Linked DNA regions of Homo sapiens: regions 1 and 3 are each linked to region 2. The links are chromatin loops, found by intact Hi-C in ENCODE. Cell type or tissue: HepG2. All regions are shown on one strand. Links, peaks and the distances in the headings refer to the core of each region. The heading gives the core; the rest is flanking DNA.

Evidence for each region. A loop is a pair of places that touch in the nucleus more often than their neighbours do. Peaks named below come from ENCODE experiments on the same cell type or tissue, not always from the same donor. Only the 100,000 strongest peaks of a DNase experiment are listed, where the experiment ranks them.
Region 1: it touches region 2 in a loop (4-fold over the local background); 2 of 110 quality-filtered maps call a loop at or near these places.
Region 3: it touches region 2 in a loop (4-fold over the local background); 7 of 110 quality-filtered maps call a loop at or near these places.

Annotation. Positions count from the first base shown.
Region 1 is chr2:158,021,235-158,028,211 of GRCh38, forward strand. It overlaps a transcript of UPP2 not described here. Among named protein-coding and RNA genes, the nearest start is that of UPP2, 77 kb to the right of the region's middle. In HepG2, for the core only: a CTCF peak has its summit at 3,261 (motif pointing right); a DNase peak (open chromatin) is centred at 3,267.
Region 2 is chr2:158,615,694-158,622,670 of GRCh38, forward strand. It overlaps PKP4 (plakophilin 4), which reads left to right. Exons shown (of 22, transcript NM_003628.6): 5 at 5,297-5,428; 6 at 5,538-5,728. Among named protein-coding and RNA genes, the nearest start is that of PKP4-AS1, 120 kb to the right of the region's middle. RefSeq lists an enhancer at 3,864-4,158. In HepG2, for the core only: no CTCF peak of the experiment used is centred there; DNase peaks (open chromatin) are centred at 3,348 and 3,958.
Region 3 is chr2:158,177,018-158,183,994 of GRCh38, forward strand. It overlaps CCDC148 (coiled-coil domain containing 148), which reads right to left. Exons shown (of 14, transcript NM_138803.4): 12 at 1,862-1,979. It overlaps CCDC148-AS1 (CCDC148 antisense RNA 1), which reads left to right. Exons shown (of 5, transcript NR_038850.1): 3 at 1,044-1,095. Among named protein-coding and RNA genes, the nearest start is that of CCDC148-AS1, 14 kb to the left of the region's middle. In HepG2, for the core only: a CTCF peak has its summit at 2,836; DNase peaks (open chromatin) are centred at 2,834 and 4,364.

The DNA.
Region 1 (6,977 bases), core at 1,237-6,236, 590 kb before region 2:
AAGTCAAGAACCCTAATTTTTAAAAGAAATGTTCTGACTTTTAACTGTTAACATGAAGTCTTTTTAAACACCAAGCCAGTCTAAGTATGTATCTGGATTGGTTTTGGATGCTGGTCTGATACTGAAACTTAATTTTAAGATTCCAGGAGACTCTTCATAAACAAAGAAGCGTGACAATCCCATATGGTGTCAACAGACGAGACTGGGGACAGTGTTATGGCCAAACCAGGGAAAGCCTAACACATGGCTGTCTGTTCATCGGAGGAGAACAAAACACAGCAGAGAAGAAATTGTATCCTATGTGCTTGGATTCATGTTCTTAACAAAGCTAGTTGATATTTGCCTTCCTTTGAGATTTTAATTTTATTATCTCACCTGTCACTATGATTTCCCATGGAGATATTTAGATAGATTTATCAAAGTTTGATATTGGAATTTAAGATTTTTAATTTGCTTTTATCACTTCTTTTCTACTAACTCTTAGAAAATGGCTTTTTCACCTTGGTAGGAAAGAGAGAGAGCTAGTATTATACTATCATCATAGACAGGCTCTACATGGGGAGACATAAAAGACAAAACAGAGGGAAGGTCCCTATTTTAGGAAAATTTTCTTAAATTATTTATCTCTATGAAAGATACCTATTCTGAACATAATTGAAATTAGATGAGATCAGATCATTATCATTTCAAGTAATTAGAAAATATATAGCTCTCTCAAAAACATCATGGAATCCATATACATTTCCTGACAAATGGATCCCCACATTCCAATAAATGGAAGCCATACCATAAAGTCAGCAGTTTTTTTTTTTTTCAAATTGAGTCAATGAAGTATTTAGTAAAGTATTAGGAAGTATTTCCTAGATGAGTGGCTTCTACATTTTTTGACCACTGTGTGTAGTAAAGAAGTATATTTTGCACATGTCTATATAATAAAAGTCTTGGCCATGTGCGGTGGCTCATGCCTGTAATCCCAGCACTTTGGGAGGCCGAGGCGGGCGAATCACGACGTCAGGAGTTCGAGACCAGCCTGGCCAACATGGTGAAACCCTGTCTCTACTAAAAATACAAAAAATTAGCTGGGCGTAGTGGCGGGCGCCTGTAATCCCAGCTACTCAGGAAGCTGAGGCAGGAGAATTGCTTGAACCCGGGAGGCGGACGTTGCAGTGAGTCAAGATCACACCACTGCACTCCAGCCCAGGGAACAGAGTGAGACTTGTCTCAAAAAAAAAAAAAAAAAAAGTTCCATAAAGCTGTACTGGAACTTACTAAGAGACATGTTTTCTAATTTATTCTATTATGTTATACTTCATTTAAAAATGTTGGTCTGAACCCACTAAATTGACACCACACAATAGTTGATTTCACTGACCTGTGCTTTGATAACCTACCATGCTACTTCTACTGCAGGCACAGCCCTCCATTCCCATCTTCTCCCCAAAATGCTCCAGAGTCAAGACAGTCTGGACCAGGTTCTTCTTTCCTCATCCAGACTTGTGCAAAGAATAGGTATAGAGGTTCTGTACGATAGTCAGCTTGCATCTTCTTAATTCCTTATTTATCCACTCATTCTTTCATTCCTACTGTCATTCATTCAAGGAAACATTTATTGAATATTCAGTATGTGGCAGCCACAGATCTTCCATTTAGGGATACAGGCATAAAAGCAGATGATTATAATGTCACAGGTTAAGAACTGAGCTGAGTATGCATAGGGAATGGTGGAGTCTCAGAGCAGTGGCACCTGGGGGCAATGATCTTGAAAGGATAAGAAGGATGATCTGGGTGAAGTCTCCACCTAGACATTCTTACAGGTATCTCAGCACCCAACAAGATGAATGCTAGAGCAGGAAGTGGGTTCAGAGACAGGAGGCCTGATTGGGAGGTGGGGGTGGGTGTGGGAAGGGCGTGTGTGAGGATGGGGTGTGTTAAAGTCTTTGGAGAATAGTGCATGAGGAGGGGAGGGTGTGATGAGGTCATGGGGTTGCTGTCAGTTGGGGGGGGGCATTTGGAAGGCTTTCAGTCCAGTGCTGCTTTACCCCCAATGTAGAGAATTGACATTGCAAAAGTTTATTGTTTTTGTATTGGCAGAGGATCTCAATTCTCAGTGACACTCCATAATAATTAATTGCTACAAACAGCAAAGGCTTAATGCTAAGCTTGGAATCTGGACTCCCATGATCACTTCTCATAAAGAGCCTCCTCTCCCTCTGAAAGCTCAAAATGAGATCACAGAATGTTAGAATTGGAAAGAAGCTAAGTGATGGTTATCTGGCTACTTCCATTTACAGCAATAACACCTGAAGCCAGCGACCTGTCCAAGTTCACAAAGCTGGTCAGCAGGAGAGCCTGGCCTGGAAGCTGGTCTCTTGCCTTTCACATCGAGTTGGGACATGGAGCTTTGGGGTGGGGTGGACACGGTGGGAGTTGGGTGGGGGTGATGGAGTAGCCAGCAGAGGTGCCTCTCCTTCTAACTGCCTTTTGCTGCTTCCTATGCAGGCCAGAGGGAGACACCATACACAAGCAGCCACTCTTCTGGTGGCCCATGGCTTCTTGTTTAGAGGGTTCGACCGAAGTTGCCAGGTCACTGTGGTGGAGCCTCCTATGTTCAAGCAGCAAACATTTGGGTTGTCAGGGGCTTTTGAGAACTCCTGCATTGGTCTCTTGAGCTCTCTTCAGCTCTGGATCCCCTCCCTCCCAGGGCCCAAGGGAGATTGCCTGCGTCAAAAGCATTTCATATGTTAGGTCTCCAGTTTCTTTCCTTAGTAGACTAAAATGTAGCATTGTTAGAACTTGAATGTGCATTAAAAATTCACCTGAGAAATTTGTTTAAAATGCAAATCCCAGGACTTAGACATTCCAATTCTTAGGTCTTGAGGAGGGACCCCAGCAACCTGCATTTTAAAGATCTTACCCAGGAATGCGGATATAGGGATCCCCTGGAGCATATTTTTTAAAATATGGGACTTAGAGCATATAAGGTTTGAGGAAGACAAAGACCTGGGCTTCCTGGGAGGTTATCTCTTCTCCTTAGTTTAAGGACCAAAAGGTTTCTTTCAACTAACCCACTGAGGCCATTTAGAATAGCTTTCTTGCCCCCAAACTGCCAGGATATCACTACAAGTTGACCTGTAGAGGAGCAGGATTGGGATGTAAACTGCATGGGAAAAGATAATCTTAAGAGTCATTTAATTTAATTAGCAGTAGGGCCCCAACGCCTGGGAAAAATCAGGTCTAAGTGGCAGTTTCCACAACAGCCACAAGGTGGCCACCTTCGGCGTCAATTTGAAGAGCTCAGAGAGTTACCATCAGGTTTAGCTTATTTTCAATGTTAAATGTCATCAGTTTTTAACGTGAGTGTTAATTTTAAAAGGATGCAAGAAGAAATGGCTTCACAGGAGAGCCTTCAAACTCACATTTTAATCAAATACTGACATGATCTAGATGGAGGAATTTAGTGAGGTTTCCACATCAGACCCCAGAAAAAAGATAAAAATCTGTTTGAGAAAAAGCCATAGTCTTTGCAAAATGAAATGTGTCACTTAAAGGGAGTGTTTTTTAAAGCATTCTGAAAAGTTGGCTTTTTGGAAAAGTAGCAGGTGCAATCTGGTCATAAAAAATAAAAAAAAATTATCATCTGGTAAATTTTTCTTTTTATTGGTGCATAATCAAGATCAGAAAATAGGGCCAGGTGCAGTGGCTCACACCTGTAATCCCAGCATTTTGGGAGGCCAAGGCGGGTGAATCACCTGAGGTCAGGAGTTCAAGACCAGCCTGGACAACATGGTGAAACCCCGTCTCTACAAAAATATAAAAATTAGCCAGGCATGATGGCGGGGTGCCTGTAATCCCAGCTACTTGGGAGGCTGAGGCAGGAGAATCGCTTGAACCCGGGAGGTGGAGGCTGCAGTGAGCTGAGATCGTGCCTTTGCACTCCAGCCTGGGTGACAGAGCAAGACTCCCTCTCAAAAAAAAAAAAAAAAAAGATCAGAAAATATAAAAAGGTCAGGGTGGAGGGAAGGGTGTGGGTGTGGAAATGCTCTGGATAAATGCAATAACCCCAGGGCCATTGTGGACCAAAAATGACAGCAGAGCTGTGGCTTGGCTGATGCAGACCTGAGCCTTTCTTCCCAGCAACTCCACGTGCTTTAGATGTTATCCTAACTGTCCTGGAGTGTGGAGGCCAGCAGGCCTGCAGGGAGGAGCAGCTACAGGGGAGGGAAGCCAAACAGGCTAAGAGCAGGGTACAGGAGGCCTTGAGGACTCACCACAGTGCAACTGCAAGCCAAGAAGCCCTGCCTCAAGCCTCCGGGAGGCCGAGCCACTGGCAAGGTCACTGCCAGCCTGTGACCTCAAGGACAGAGCAGCCAGTAGTTGGGGTTTATGGTGAGGCCACGGTCACCATTCCACAGGGATAGGTTGGAAAATATAGCAATGGCATCAGACCAGCAGAGAATGCTGGGGACAAGGCTGCTGGTCACTTAGTGGGCTTTGGGCCATATGTGTACACATCTGTGTAAAATTAGTTCAGAGAGCAACTCCTGGCCAGAGCCTCACACGGAAGACATCCTCTGACGCATCTGAATTCCAGAACAATGTGCGTAGAGAGGTCAGTAGAAGGGGGTCTGGAGGGATAAACATCACATCCTCGTGTTCCAAGGGCACATGGGAAAGTTGGCCTCACATCCTACCCTCTCATTTCAGCTTCGTCTGGAAGAAGCAGCCCCGGAAAGAAAGAGGACATAATCGAGGGAGGCAAAAGGCCACCAGGACATAAGAGGTGGTGATGAAGTACAGCAGCCTCCATAGCTGAGGCCTTCCTCTCCAGCCTTCTTCATTGTATCTCCCGTCGTGCTCTTTGTGAGGTTAGGAAATGGTGGGAAGGGAAAGCTCTTGTCGACAAGAGACCTGAGGCGGCCTGGTTTCTTAGATATTTGGAGAGTGTGGGAGAGGATTCTAAGAGGTTTCTCTTTCTGCCTCTTCTCTTATCCTCGCAGAGCAGCATCGGGGGCTGAAAATTCCCAGAGCATTACCCTTGGTGCTTAGGCTGCCTTCTTTCTAGAAATATGCCTTCAGCTCTCAAGCAGAAAGTAGGACAGTGTGGGGCCCAAGTAAAGGTCTCAAGGTCCTGATTGTTCTGAGGGACAGCTGTCCTTTGGTTGTTCTCTGATCAGGCCAGCTCACTGCAGGCAAAATTGGATGACAGCATATACAGAGAGCAGGACTCATGTTCCCAATGTAAGAACGAGCGTCTCTCTAGGACTATATCTCATGGGAACCCTCTCTGTGCTGCTTGGTAGATGGAGGAGATGCATATATGGTTGAGGAGAGGGGATACTTCATAAGTCACCGCCTTGGCAAGACTCTTTTTCCATGACATTACCTGTGGCTCCAGGAGAGTGGCTTCCCAAAGTTGGCCACACAGAAAGAGTTCAAACCTGCTGACTGCCATGAGATGACCAGGTCATGTTTAATATAAAATATAACAGGCAAGCAGTCTGTATTAGTCCATTTTCATGCCGCTGATAAAGACATACCCAAAACTGGGAAGAAAAAGAGGTTTAATTGGACTTACATTTCCACATGGCCGGAGAGACCTCAGAATCATGGTGGGAGGGGAAAGGCACTTCTTACATAGTGACAGCAAGAAGAAGTGAGGAAGATGCAAAAGCGGAAACCCCTGATAAAACTATCAGATCTCTTGAGACTTATTCGCTACTACGAGAACAGTATGGGGGAAACTGCCCCCATGATTCAAATTATCTCGCACCGGGTCCCTCTCACAACACTTGTGAATCATGGGAGTACAATTCAAGATGAGATTTGGGTGGGGACACAGCCAAACCTTTATCATTCCACCCCGGCTCCTCCAAATCTCATGTCCTCACATTTCAAAACCAATCATTGCCTTCCCAACAGTCCCCTAAAGTCTTAACTCATTTCAGCATTAACTGAAAAGTCCACAGTCCAAAGTCTCATCTGAGACAAGGCAAGTCCCTTCCACTTATGAGCCTGTAAAATCAAAAGCAAGCTGGTTACTTCCTAGATACAATGGGGGTACAGGTATTGGGTAAATACAGCCATTCCAAATGGAAGCAATTGGACAAAACAAAGGGGTTACAGGACCCATGCAAGTCCGAAATCCAGCGGGGCAGTCAAATTTTAAAGCGCCAAAATGATCTCTTTTGACTCCAGGTCTCACATCCAGGTCACACTGATGCAAGAGGTAAGTTTCTATGATCCTGGGCAGCTCCACCCCTATGGCTTTGTAGGGTACAGCCTCCCTCCTGACTGCTTTCATGGGCTGGCATTGAGTGTCTGTGGCTTTTCCAGGCAAATGGTGCAAGCTGTTGGTGGATCTACCATTCTGGAGTCTGGAGGATGGTGGCCCTCTTTTCATAGCTCCACTAGACGGTACCCCAGTAGGGGCTCTGTGTGGGGGATCTGACCCCACATTTCCCTTCTGCACTGACCTAGCAGTAATTCTCCATGAGTGCCCCACCCCTGCAGCAAACTTCTGCCTGGGTATCCAGGCATTTCTATACATCTGAAATCTAGGCGGAGGTTTCCAAACCCCAATTCTTGACTTCTGTGCACTTGCAGGCTCAACACCATGTGGAAGCTCCCAAGGTTTGGGGCTTGTATCCTCTAAAGTCATGGCCTGAGCTCTACATTGGCTTCTTTCAGCCACGGCTGGAGTGACTGGGATGCAGGGCACCAAGTCCCTGGGCTGCACACAGCACTGGGATCCTGGGCCAGGCCCACGAAACCATTTTCTCCTAGGCCTCTGGGCCTGTGTTGGGAGGGGCTGTTGTGAAGATCTCTGACATGCCCTGGAGACATTTTCTCCATTTTCTTGGAGATTAACATTTGGCTCCTCTTACTTATGCAAATTTCTGCAGCTTGCTTGAATATCTTCTTAGAAAATGGGTTTTTCTTTTTCTATCACATTGTCAGGCTGCAGATTTTCCAAACTT
Region 2 (6,977 bases), core at 1,040-6,039:
TTATGCATTCACAAAATTTGCTTATACTATAGATTCGAATCCAGGCAGTCAAGCTTTACAGTGAATTTCAAGACAGACTAGTTGATGCTTAAAGCAGAGTTTAAAGTGAAGTAGAAGATACTTCGTTAATGGTTTCCATTTTCCGAGGCCTTTTTATACAACACTTTTTAGACGGGTAAAATTTTTAGAGCCATTGCCTGATTAATATTGATAAGATAATATAAATATGCACAAGACCCAAGAATCTAGAAACCCTCAAGAACCAGACCAGAAATAGTTTCAAGAAACATGGTCTTTCTGCCTTTCCTTATGTCTTCACTTCCATTGAAATCCAACTTTTAAATGATATCCTATGTATATAGTAGCTTATATTTGAATCAACAAACTCCAAGTATGTGTAATATTCTTAAAATATCTGTCAACTTGTATTTTCTCCTGTGGAGGAAGGAATACTATTGGTGCTTCATGTTTCCGTCACCCTGAAACAACATTTCTCACTCTGAAACAACGTTTCCCAGTGACCTCATTCCCTCTGATGATAAGCATACCTGCTATAGAAATAAATCTTGTATGTCACAGAAGGTACTAAAGAGGAGAAATCTTTTTGGTGCCACCACCTATGTTCTCTTCCAGAATTTGGCTTTGCTTTTTTGCCGTAGGAGGCACTGGACAATTTCTGCACCTCTGTGGAAAGTAGACTCCTTCGTAAGCCTGTGGTCCTACAGGAAAGGAGAGCCCCATGACCAGAGAGGAAGTTGAGTCCATGTAACACAACAGTTTCTACTCATTTTTTCCACAAAATGTTGCCCTCTGGGTATGACAGCCTAACCTCAGCTCACAAGCCAGAGAGTTGGAAGAAACCGTCAAGGAAGAGTATCATCTGCCTTAACCTCGGGTGCTATTGCTGTCCCAAGAGTCCTGCCAAAACTCACACCACACTGTCTTTTATGTAAGGGCAAACCCCTAAACACCATAGCAACTCAGAACAGACTCAAACAAGGAGAACCTGTCATGAGGTTCCAGTGTGCTGGACTATGAAAGACTAGTCACAGGGTTGTCTATACTAAAAATCTCCTTACTGATCTCTGGGTTCCTGTTTCCATGGTGATTTTACACACACTACAGACCCTGTTTCGTACAGCAAGACATAGACTAACAAAGCAGAACCATTTTAATAATTTCAGGTTCATTAAAGAGGCCTTAGACTCTTTTACTAAGCATATCTTCATGCACACACTGTATATTTGGGGATGTACATTATAAAAAAGATAAAATATCTCACTTTGTATTCCATCTTTTACCATGAGCTTAATGAGGTGGATAATATACCAGATTTTCATAGCCCTACAGCGTTATTGTCCCTTACCCACTAGTATTTTCTATAGATGCAATGTAACACTTTTTCTAATTACATAGTTTTAAATATTAGAGCACTCAAATGAAATGTAATAAGACAAGAAAGTCCATGATTCCAATAATTTTGCAGTCTTAGGCACAAATGGAGATTTCATTCTACCTTGAAGCTTGTTCAATTTCTGTATTTTTAGACATACATTTTCGAAGATGCTAATTTGATGTTTGAAAGTTCCCCATAGTATATTTCTGGTGTCCCAGAAAACATGTTTGTGAATTTTTTTTTTTTAAACCAACACATGTTCTTCAGTACACTGATTAAAGAAGTAACATTCACATGCTGTTTGCCATTTTTACTTATAAAAATGTCTCTTGATTTCTTATGCTAATTGTGCTAAATTTTAATATTCCAACTATTTAATTATAGGTTACAGCATTCATCATGAAATGGTTATTTGCACACTATATACCTCTTCTCTAGTGAATTTGACTAGTATCTTTCATTCCACATAGCAGAGGTTTTTAAAATTCATTCATCTTAAAGTAAGATTGTTTAAATAATACATAATTGGTAAATGTGAACCTTACCATACTACAGTGAGGAATACTTTATCCAGTAAAATTAGAAGATGTGTCTTCTGTTTACCTGAGATATGATGTCTGTGCATATATAGGTTTATGCATGTATATAGATAATTTGTGGATCACAAGTTTTCAAAGAAAATAGTAAAACTATTTTGAAAACCATTTAAATTTCTTTTCATAAATCAGAATAGATTTCAGGATACTTTGATCTCTGCAGCTATTCTTCATTATCATTGGGCTCTACTAAGGAAACAGAAAAATAACTGAATGGCCGAGCACAATGGCTCACGCCTGTAATCCCAGCACTTTGGGAGGCCAAGATGGGCAGATCACTTAGGGTCAGGAGTTTGAGGCCAGCCTGGCCAACGTGGTGAAACCCCATCTTTACTAAAAATACAGAAATTAGCCAGGCATGGTGGAACACATCTGTAATCCCAGCTACTCAGGAGGCTGAGGCACGAGAATCACTTGAGCCCAGGAGGCAGAGATTGCAGTGAGCCAAGATCATGCCACTGCATTCCAGCCTGTAGAGACTCCGTCTCAAAAAAAAGAAAAAATAACTGAAGACCTTATTTATAGAATAGAAGTTGATTGCTTTATACTAAAGTTCATATTAAATAAATCTTTTATTAACTCTTAGTTTTATATTTACTTAAAGATAGGTCACAAAACCTAAGTCCTATCCTTTAAACCCAGTTACTTAGATTTTCAAATTAGATCCTGGGTACCTGAGAATTTTGTATTTTAGTGTTCTAGTTAGCATCTCAGTGTCCTTTTCTAGATTCTGTTTTCTAGGGCGTTGCATTAAAAAATATATGAAACACAGGTCATAATATTTAAAAGGAATATGGCTGTCATATTACTTTTGGAATAATTTTGTATTGTTTGAGATACTAATTTCGTGAAGTTTTATTAGGGCAACCAGTATGGAATCACATATCTCATGATTTGTGCTTTCTCTAAGGTTATTTATTTTAAATAGCTTCTCATAAGGAAGAGTTTAAATGAGCAAGATTGTTACATGGTTTCTGAGAATATGTTTCATTGAGTGAAAAGACACAATTTCTGAGCTACAATTTTTAGGGTATGTTTCTCTTTTTCTGTTTTTTTTTTAAGCTCTGAATAGCTTTTTTTAAAAAGTGGGTGGGCAGCTTACATAAAATTCTAATGGTTTTGGTTTCCATGGTGAAAAATGTTGAGACCCTGACACTACATGCCACCTAGTGTTTCTAAGCCAAAAGCTTTAATATATTGGTGTCCTAGATTTTACCTTATATTTAAGTAAAGCTGAGAACTATCTGAACATCTTTTTCTTTTCCAAGACAGAACATTTTTCCATGTATGTGAAGCCTTGAGGCTACCACAGTGGTACTTTTTATCTGTAGTTTCTTGCTAGTTCGTATTTGCTTTCCCAGGGTTTCCGTCCCTGATGGAACAAAGGTTGACTGCTGCATAGCTCTGATTTCAGGCCAGCACCTGTGCAGCTATTCCCAGCTATTCCAATTCCTTGGTATTTTACTTAGTCCTTAGCAAAACTCCTTTGAGAATTACTGTATAAGAATGTTTAGAACTCTGGAAAACTCATGATAGAAGATGTACAAGTAAAGCAGAGCACTTTCTGGTATTGTCAGCCTGACAGTGACTCAGCTCATGTTTCAACGTGTACCAGGGAAACCATATACAATCTTTAATCTTTGTTGAAATTCCAAACTGAAGCAATCAGAACTGTCACAGAATTCTACCATACAGAAGCATTCTGTCAAATAATATAACAGGAGACAGGTCGGTAAAAACCTATACTAAGAATGTCAGCTAATCTTTCCAGAGGCTAGGAAACAAAACCTTGAATTGAATCTGACATCAAGTTAAAGGTTTAGAATGCAGTGGGATTTCCCACTTCTCCCTTAAACCTTGTATTCACCTTCTAAAGCAGCTTAATCAGCAGTCCCTAAGAAGTTTGCTTTACATAGCCAAACTTCATTGAACACAGTAAGGTAAAGCCACAATGCAATGCCAGGCATGAGTCAGCACTCAGTAAAAGGAAGCTGCTGTTGTTACTGGGAATTTGCTTGTTCAACAAATATTTACTGAGCACCTACTGAGTACTCTGCACCATCCTAGACACTGAGGATATAACAAACCAGATAAAAGTCTGTCTGTCCTCGTGGAGCTTATATTCTAGTGGGGAGAAATGGTGATAAGCGCTATACAGAAAGAGAAGGCTGGCCTCCTGTGGTAAATGGATGCTACTTAGATGTTACTTCCTTTAGGAAGATTTTCCTAAGCTCCATTCCCCCAGACACACACACACACGCACACACACACCCCTTACCTTCTCTCATAACTGCATAGGGCCTGGCATGTAATAGGGCCCAGAGGGAGACAGGGAGGGAGGAAAGGAGGTAGACATTTAAATCCTTAGGATTGTATGTTAAACTCAGAATGTGATAAGAACTTAATTATCTTTGAAGTGAGAGTGAAGTAGCATTTCTGAAAGAAAGTTTGTTAATAATATAAGGGTTAAATGCAAGGAAGGAATGGCTTGTATTGAAGTCCATCAGAAAATGGGAAAATACATTTTGAAGATATTAGAGAAAGAAGGACATACGGGAATCGAATTGGGAAAAGGAAGCATGATCTACACCACCTAAGTTTACGGCATAAAAAACAGAAGTTTGAATGGGGTTTGTTTTTTTCAAGTTCAGGATGGCAAATGGTACTGTTAAATTAAAGCAGATAATGGAAGAGATGAGTTTGGCTGGAAGAAACAATGGTTAGGTTAGACTTGCCTATATTCCTTTAAAAAAGGCTAAAGGAATAAAATAAGCAGGTGAACAAGAAAATTTTCATTGCTTGCAATTCTAAAACTTTGTATAGAGTTCCTTTGACTGTAAGTGACATGAAATATAACATAAAATGTGCTCTACCTTCAGAGGCTTCATCACCAAGCTCAATAATATGAACGTTGTGTAAGTTTTCATTTTTAATTGTTTGGAAGATGGAGGACCCTTCTTGAAATACTTGGTCTCCATTCTCAGTCTTTTAATCCCTTGGAGGAAGGTGTCTGAGAGGTCAGTTTTCCAAGAGGAACAGGATCAGTTTTCAGATTTTGATTTAATATTGAGACTTACAATCACAACAAACAACATTCATGAAATTCAGCAAAATATATTAATGAAGTATAAGTATATGGAACACATTCATATAGTTAAGAGTCAGATGTGCTGTGTAAGCTGAAAATAATAGCCTTGTATTAGCATATAGATTCTAAGATGCTGTTGACAAACATCTGAACCTTTTTTAGCAAGTTTTTATGTAATGTTATTATATTTAGCTGATTAAACTTTTCTTGTTACAGACGTGCCAAATACTGGTGTAAGCAAACCTAGAGTTTCTGACGCTGTCCAGCCCAACAACTATCTCATCAGGACAGAGCCAGAACAAGGAACCCTCTATTCACCAGAACAGACATCTCTCCATGAAAGTGAGGGTCTGTTGTGTTATCTTTTAAGTACTGGATTTGCTTTTAAGATTTTATTCTTGAAAGCGAGTGTCAGAAGTGTGTATAATAAAGATATTTCTTGGTTTCATTCTTACAGGATCATTGGGTAACTCAAGAAGTTCAACACAAATGAATTCTTATTCCGACAGTGGATACCAGGAAGCAGGGAGTTTCCACAACAGCCAGAACGTGAGCAAGGCAGACAACAGACAGCAGCATTCATTCATAGGATCAACTAACAACCATGTGGTGAGGAATTCAAGAGCTGAAGGACAAACACTGGTTCAGGTAAGCCAAACGCATCAAGATCTCTGCAAAGAAATACCTTCCGGCCGGGCACAGTGGCTCATGCCTGTAATCCCAGCATTTTGGGAGGCCGAGGCGGGTGGATCACCTGAGGTCAGGAGTTCAAGACCAGCCTGCCTAACATGGCGAAACCCCGTCTCTACTAAAAATACAAAAATTAGCCGGGCGTGGTGGCGGGCGCCTGTAATCTCAGCAACTCGGGAGGCTGAGGCAGGAGAATCACTTGAGCCCAGGAGGCAGAGCTTGCAGTGAGCCGAGATCGCACCACTGCACTCCAGCCTGGGCGACAGAGCGAGACTCCGTCTCAAAACAAAAAAAAAAAAAAGGAAAAAAAAAGAAATACACTCCTAGTTGAATATCTGTTATAGGTATTTCTTATTAGAAATAAATGTGTACAATTTTTATAGAATGGATAAAATAGTAAAATCATTTTATTCTATTTGAGATACAATGTTAAATATGTTTGTTTCTATGAGTTAGCTCCCATTGATGAATTCTGATGAGTTCCTGGATACAGTAGAGTAATTCTTCTGGAAACAACAAGTTTGGCATGAGGAGAAGAGTCTAAGGGGAATGTAAGAGAGTTGAATGGAATGTTTTGGTCCCTGAGGGGTTATGAGTTCCTAAAAATACTAGGGCTAAAATATGCTATAAAAAGCTCTAGAGGGCAGGGTGCTATACCCACACCTGCATAAAATGGGATTTGCCCATTCTAACCAAAGGTTATTACCATCATCACTGGAATTATTCTCTAAAACTACATTTCTTTTCTTTTACTAGATAGAATACAGCTATTCCTGCTTAAAGAAAGTTATTGTATAGAAACATATCCATTCTGTTAAGTTAGGGTTCTCTAACTTGATAGCAAAAAATATATATTGCATGTATATTTATAAAAACTCTTCAGCTCCTTTCTCATTACCACTGTATTCACATCAGTCCACCAGCATGTCCCAGGATTCAGAGAGGCAATAGGAGTCCTGCATGGTGGTAACCAGTGAGGCTAACTATCTGTGCCAGGACCCCAAAACCCCAGTGCTTTCTTTAGAGCTGAAAAGTAGCAAGATAATCAAATAAGTTAGGAGGACACTGTGCTGCTTCTACTGCAATACAGGAAGCTCTACAGGTACACAGCAATGGGTCACGGTTCCCAACGCCCACAGAGAAACATAATACAACTTTGGCACTTTTGCTCAGCAATTCAGGAGAAATTTCAGAGTCATTTAAAACA
Region 3 (6,977 bases), core at 922-5,921, 440 kb before region 2:
AAAAAAAATTCACTTTTTGACCATTAGCAATTTATGGTTATGGTAACAACCCCATGAAGTTTCCTAGGAAGTTTAACCTGATTGAACTGGATCTAGAGCATATAATTCTTGGGTCAAGTGTGTTGGCATTAGTGAACAAGGTGGGTGAATTTCCTTTGTACCAGGCAACTAGATTTCCAGGGACTGCTATAAACCATTGTCCTCCTTCTACTGAAAAATTGCAAAGTCATTTTAACCCAAATGCCCTTGTCTTTTATAATTCAAACCTGCATCTTAATGAAAAGAAGTCACTAATTTTGTAAATGATATGCACCATTAGTAACACCTGCCTATTAATTCTGAAAGTCAAGAATTAGCATGAAGAAAATGGCATTCTTAATGCCATTTAAAGACTGTAATAAAATAACTGAGGGTTGAACATGCTTTAATTATTTTAGGTTTGCTAGCTAAAATAGCTTACATCACAGTTCTAAATACTGATTATAGATAAGAGATAACAGCTATTTCCTCTTTCAAAGCATTCACAGATGGAAAGAATTCTAATCATATAGACTGTAGTTATCAAAGTTATGTTTTGAACAAGAATGTGTTCAGTAATAGTGACATTAAGTCTTGTACCCAGAAGGCCATGATATATAAGTTGAATAACTAAAATTTTGTAGGATCCAGGATTACCAGGACTTACATTCCTATGCTTTAAATTTATCTTTATAATCTTTTTTTATCAAAGAAGATGATGATATAATAGTCGTATGCATTTATGCCACATCTATACCATCTCATTTAGCTAGACTTCCTTGGTTTGAATCAGTATAACATTTACTAGCTGTGTGACTTTGAAGAAAGCACCTAACCTCGGTGTCTCCTCTGTTTCCTCTCCTATAAAATGGGGATATTAATATTGCCCACGTCATAAAGTTGTTGTAGAAATTGAAGTAATACCTAACAGCATTTAGAAGAGGGCTTTACACTTAGTAAATAATAAATTTGAACTCACATTATTGCAAACCTATCAGACAGATCCTATTATTCCCATTTTTCAGATGAAGAAATAAAGCTTACGGAGGTTAAGTAAATGACCTGTTTCCAGTGCCGGTGAGTACACAACCAGCTTGTACCAGGTTGGAAGGACACCAGAGGCCAAGTTCTTATCCATGATTCTGTGTTCCCTCCAGCAACACAGGAGGGAAACCAAGTAGTCCTTTCCTATTAGCTGGGAAACGGTGTCAATGAAGATTTTAGAGATTTTGAGTTGAAACAACCCCTTCAAGTTCAAAACTCTGAAAAACTACCAAGTAAAACTATCACATTTCCTAAGTTCTTAAATTCTCACCCTTGCCATCTACCATCCATTTTCATCTACTTTTGCTTACTTTCACTAGGCAAAGTGATAGGAGGCTTTTATTTCTCCACAAAATAGGTATTTTCTAAAAAACTGTTTTTAACACATTTGTTGACTGTGGGATGTTTCCAAAGGGAGGCTCCTATGCCAAAGAAGATTATCTTGCTCGAACTCCACCAGGTTTTTTGAGGACAGTAAAATTCGTAGACTAGATGTAGAGCCTCACTGTTGTAAATGGATACTATCCAGCTAATAAACTCTAGGTGATATAGATATAGTTAAATCTTGGGAGAGCTTTTTAAAAGGTGATGATAAAGTTCTTTCAATACACTGAGAAACTGGAAATGGTTCAATATAATCTAATTGCTCCCAGGAATGAACAGCAGTATCCCCATTTGGAAAAGTTAAATTTTATATAGCAGATGTCATGAACTAAGCCCCAGTAAGAATGCTATTAAGAGCACTTAGAAACATTTTTTTTAAAAAAACCACCCATGAAAATTTCCAAATGAAAAACACCTGTTTCCTAAGGGCTTCTAGCCGCCGTGCTCTCTCTTTGTCTTCATGAGCTTCTTGAAGGGCCACTTCCTTTTTCTCCATCAAACGCCTTTCCAATAATTCTTGTCTATATTTAACCCTTTAAAAATAACACAGAAGGAAGTTGTGGAAGCATCATAATAATATTGGAGATTGTACAGAAAACAGCATAGGGGCAGAACACATCTCAGAGGTAACAGCACTGTCACATTTTTTTTTTTACTGATTTCTCAAGTCCAAATCAATAAAAGACACTCATATAAAATGCAATTTTTTTTTTTTTTTTTTTTTTTGAGACACAGTCTTGGCTTGAGTGCAGAGGCACGATCTTGGCTCACTGCAACCTCTGCCTCCTGGGTCCAAGCAATTCTCCTGTCTCAGCCTCCCGAGTAGCTGGGATTACAGGTACCCGCCACCATGCCCAGCTAATTTTTGTATTTTTAGTAGAGACGGAGTTTCACCATGTTGGCCAGGATGGTCTCAATCTCCTGACCTCGTGATCCGCCTGCCTTGGCCACCCAAAGTGCTGAGATTACAGGAATTCATAGTAATTCTAATAACAACCAGAGAAATACAGGAAAGCGTGGGAGTAAAATTCAGTTCATCTCATTCCTCATTGAAATCACTTTATTAACTCTCAGAGTACCCACTGGCTGCCATGGCTCTGGCTAACCTGCCCTGAGAGGTGACTGGCTCACTTTCAAGTGAGCTATTATAGTGGTCTCCCAATGAGAAGCTTTAGCACACCTTGGGTTGTTAGAAAGTTTACATTACTGATTAAATATACAAATTTTTAGAAGGAAAAGTAAAATAAGCTACTATAATAATATGTCTAAATTATTTTACTTACTAGAACTTAAACTTTACATATATTGTCATCTACATTCTCACTTTCTGAGTAGGTGCGTATGTGTGTTAAGCAACTTTTAAAATTGCACTTTGACATCTGTAGATGGCAGCAAAAACATGACTTTCCCTTAGCATTCTATTTCCAACCCCCTTAAAATCATCGGCTATTAAAATATGGCCCACTTAAATACCAGCTTAAAGCCCTGAGCTCCTTGGCCCTCCTCTGCTGCCTTTTTTGGGCAGCCTCCCTTGCCATCTCCTTGCCCAAGCTATACTTCTACTGAATTATAGAGATGGAATTCATCCTTTCAAAAGAGTAGGCACCTGGGTTCTCAGGGGAGTATTAGCTCTCCACCTCTGCCTTTCATCATTGAAAGATTTAGCTTTCTCTGTGGCATCAGTCACAAATGTCCTTTACCCTTAGTGTGCACACCTGCATTTTCCAAGGTGGAGACACCTTCACTAGACCTTTTACATTCTGGATTCTGGTATTTACTGCGTGTTCACCCTGCATCAGGTCTTGTGCTAAGTGCTTTATATGTTTTAGGTCATTTAGACCTCACAACAATCACATGCTGGGTTGCCATTTTTTAATTCCATTTTATGGATATAAAGAAATAGAAGCATAGACATGTGATCTTAAGAGACGTACAAATAAGAGCCACTGAGAATTTGGAGAAAGGTGAGATGACCAATCACTGCACTGTGGGAGGGGCTGGCTAAACTTAGCAAGAGCTTCACGGAGGAGGCAGTATCTGAGCAGGGTCTTGAGGATTAGGATTCCAGGCAGAGACAGCAAGTGCAGGGCTGGCATCTGAGAGTGGCCCTCACTTGCCTTGACCTAGTCATGGAGGCCACGAGAGGGGAAGAGCTCAGGGTGGCAAGAACAGAACAAGTGAATGATGAGTGACAGAGAAGCCCAGGCAAGTACTGGTGGCTGAGGCTGCAGCCACAGGGTTCCCTTAGGAAGACATGCTCCTGGGGAGGAATACCCCAGAAACAGGTTGCTCATGAGTCTGTCATGAAAGGAGAGACACAGGAGAGGAAAGGAGGGAAGCACACAGTGGATCCTTGTGGAATACAAAACCCAGAATGAGATTTAGAAGGAAAATCCTAACCTCCTTTGATGGCCATGAGTGTTCTTGCCAAAATCAGGAGTCAATATAGTCAAGACACATAGATTAAAGAGCCCACAAACCAGAATGCTCCCTTTCTCTCACGCCTCCATGTCATGGAAAGCTCTATTTCTCATTCTCTCCACTTTCACTAAGGCATGACATGACACAACCTCCCTAATGAGGTTCTACTCAATTTAAGCACTGAGTACAAGCTAAGTGAACTACTGTGAAGGTTCAATTAAAAAATACCCTGGGATTTGACAATTACCATATGCTAATTCTCAGAACCTTTGGAAAGTTTCTCTTCCTTTGGGATATATAGGTTGCTTTGTCTGCAACAAAGTTTTTGTCTGTTTTGTGGAAAAGTAATAGTTGTTACAGTCAGGGGAGCTTGACTAGTGAGGAAGAAATTGCAAATGAGAGAAAGGCATTTGTACTTGTGTGGTAGAGAAGGCTGACTCATCATTTACTTTGAGGCTTATTCATTTATTTAACAGGTATTTGTTGAGCACCTGCCATGCATCAAGGGCTGTGTTAGGCACTGGTGATACAACGTCAACATGGGAGACATGCTCCTGTCCTCGAAGAACTGACAATCCAATGTAGATACAAAGACCCAGGCAATTATGATACAGGGCAGCTTGTGCTCTGATGGGACAATGGGGCAGAGACCATGGGAAAGACAGCTTTCCCAGACTTGGGGCTTTTAGGGCAGTATCTATAATAGGAGGAAGTACTCTGAATTTAAGATCCAAAGAAGGAGCAGGAATGCACCAGGAGGGGAGAGAATAGAAAGAATGATTCAGACAAAAAAGTAGCATTTGAAGGCCCAGAGGTGAGAGTGAGCAGGTATGTCTTAAAAGACATTCAGAATAACCAAAAATGAGCAAAATAAGGTGCAGAGGGCCAAGAACTGAAGCTAGAGAAGCAAGAGGGGCTGGACTGTGGGGGTTTTGAAAGCATGAGAGGTTTTGATCAGGGAGAAGTATCTGCTGTGATATGCAGGATGGGTTGTTGGGAGGCAAGACTAGAGATGAGCAATCCAGATGGGAATGGAAGGCCTCCTGATCTAGGATGGGGGAAGAGTACTCATAGGAGGTTGGGAAAAGATAGGGATTTAAAGGACATGTAGAAAATAAAAATCAACAGAAAGTTTTCATTTATTTTATGGGAGAGGGAAAGAGATAGAGGAAATTTTCTCTTACACAGTGAACAGGGGTGTTCCTCCCTAAGACTGGGAACTCACATGAGAAACAGGGAGGTGAAAGAATTAAGTTCAGTTTGAACACAGACCTGTCTTCACAAGATCTGGGCTGGAGAAATACATGGGGAGTCTTTACCAGTAGAACGGAATTGAAGCCACAAGGCAGATGCCACCATCTAGAAAAAGAGTGTAGAGTAAGAAGAGAGGTAGGCCTGGGATTGATTCCTAAGGAAACAACACTTAGGAAAGGGAAAGAAGGAGAGGAAACCATTTAGGGAAGTGAGGAGGATAAGTGGTCCTAAGATGTTAGGGAAAATGGGGTCAACAACATCAAATGCTACAGAAAGATCAATTCTAGTGCAAAATAATGATTGGGTTAAACAACAGGGAGTCATTGGTGACCTTGGTGAGAACATCCCACAGAGGTGGATGAGGTGAGGTAAGGCAGTAAGAGAGGGCATGGAGACAAACAAGTCCTGCAGCAAAACTGATGCAAATGGAGAGGCGAGAGACAAGGCGGAGCTGGAGGGTGCACAGAGCCGACCACAGTTGCATTGGCTCCAAAGTGATGATCAAGGTTACTCTGACTGCCTGAAGGATTGGCCATGAAAAAATTTCAGGACTTAGGAGACACACTCAAATTCTTCATTTTTACAGATGCTATGGTTTAAACTCAATAATACTTCACTTAAAAAAGGAGAAACTCTTGGTGCTTCTTCTACTCTGGATAGAAAATTTTCTTTGCCTAAAGAGAAGTGATGCAGAAAAACTCCTGGGAGGAAGCCAAATACTCACATATTCATGGGGAAAGAAAATAGCAACACAGTAAAGTCAATCATTTGGAAATTTTTCCACATAAATACTTTTAGCCACTTGAGGTAGCAGATTTTCTCCAAATTAAACTGTTGCTATGAAAGTCAATGTCAGGAAGTGGCTAAACTCAATAGTTTTTAAGTTGTGCACTGAATTCCCAAACAGAAACCGTCTTGGGTTCATTTCTCAGTCTATTATATGCTCCCTGAGTCTACAAAGGTTGAAAGTGCTGCAAAAGAGGCATTTTCGACTTCTCTTGGGGGAGGAGAAGCATCATATTGTTCAAAAGCAACAGCTGCTGCAGAATCCGGCACAGCACTAACAATAATCTGGAAAGGATTTTATTTAAGCCTCCAGGCCTGAGTGTAGTTGAAGGGACAGTATGCTTTCATGTAGAAATGGAGAATTTATGTATCATTTATGAGACATTTTAATGTGTGCACAGCACTCTAAGAAATGAGTATACAAATGCAAATGTTTGGAAACACCTTGATCCGTAGTAACAGCTTCCCTGGGCTTCACTGAAACTTCAGTGAGAACCGGGCAAAATGATAAGTACCAAATCTTGATCTCCCTTTTATCTGGAGTCACAGCTAACTTTCCTCTCAAAAGAAGCTACAGCCACCAAGGGGGAAAAAGACTTCTGACAAATGGTCAATAGTGGCAAGTTCTACAATTTAAAACAAACAAAGAAACAAACAAAAAACTTAAGCAATAAAATGGAGCATAAAGACGTATCTTCATTAGGGTCTCTAACTAGTATGGAACTCCCCCTACCACCTAACATTTCAGGCAAGTAATTTGCCCTACTGAATTAAAGGCAGTTTATAATCAAACTTGCTACTTAGTGTTTAAGTCATGTGGCTTAGTCAATATGCAACAAGAAATCTTTAAACAGGCATGTGCTGGAGGTGCTACTATCAGGTGTTTCAGTGGCAGCATCACGGGGAACCTGTTTCTGCCTGTTGGGAAATTCATTTTTGGCTCAGATTTTACTCAGGAGGTTGTTCTTCCTACTAAGCAGAGGGGACCCCTTCATTAACTACAGGTCACCCCAACAGGGAAGAATGTGCAGATCAAAGCAGGCAGGCCAGGTGCCAACACGTTTCAAGTG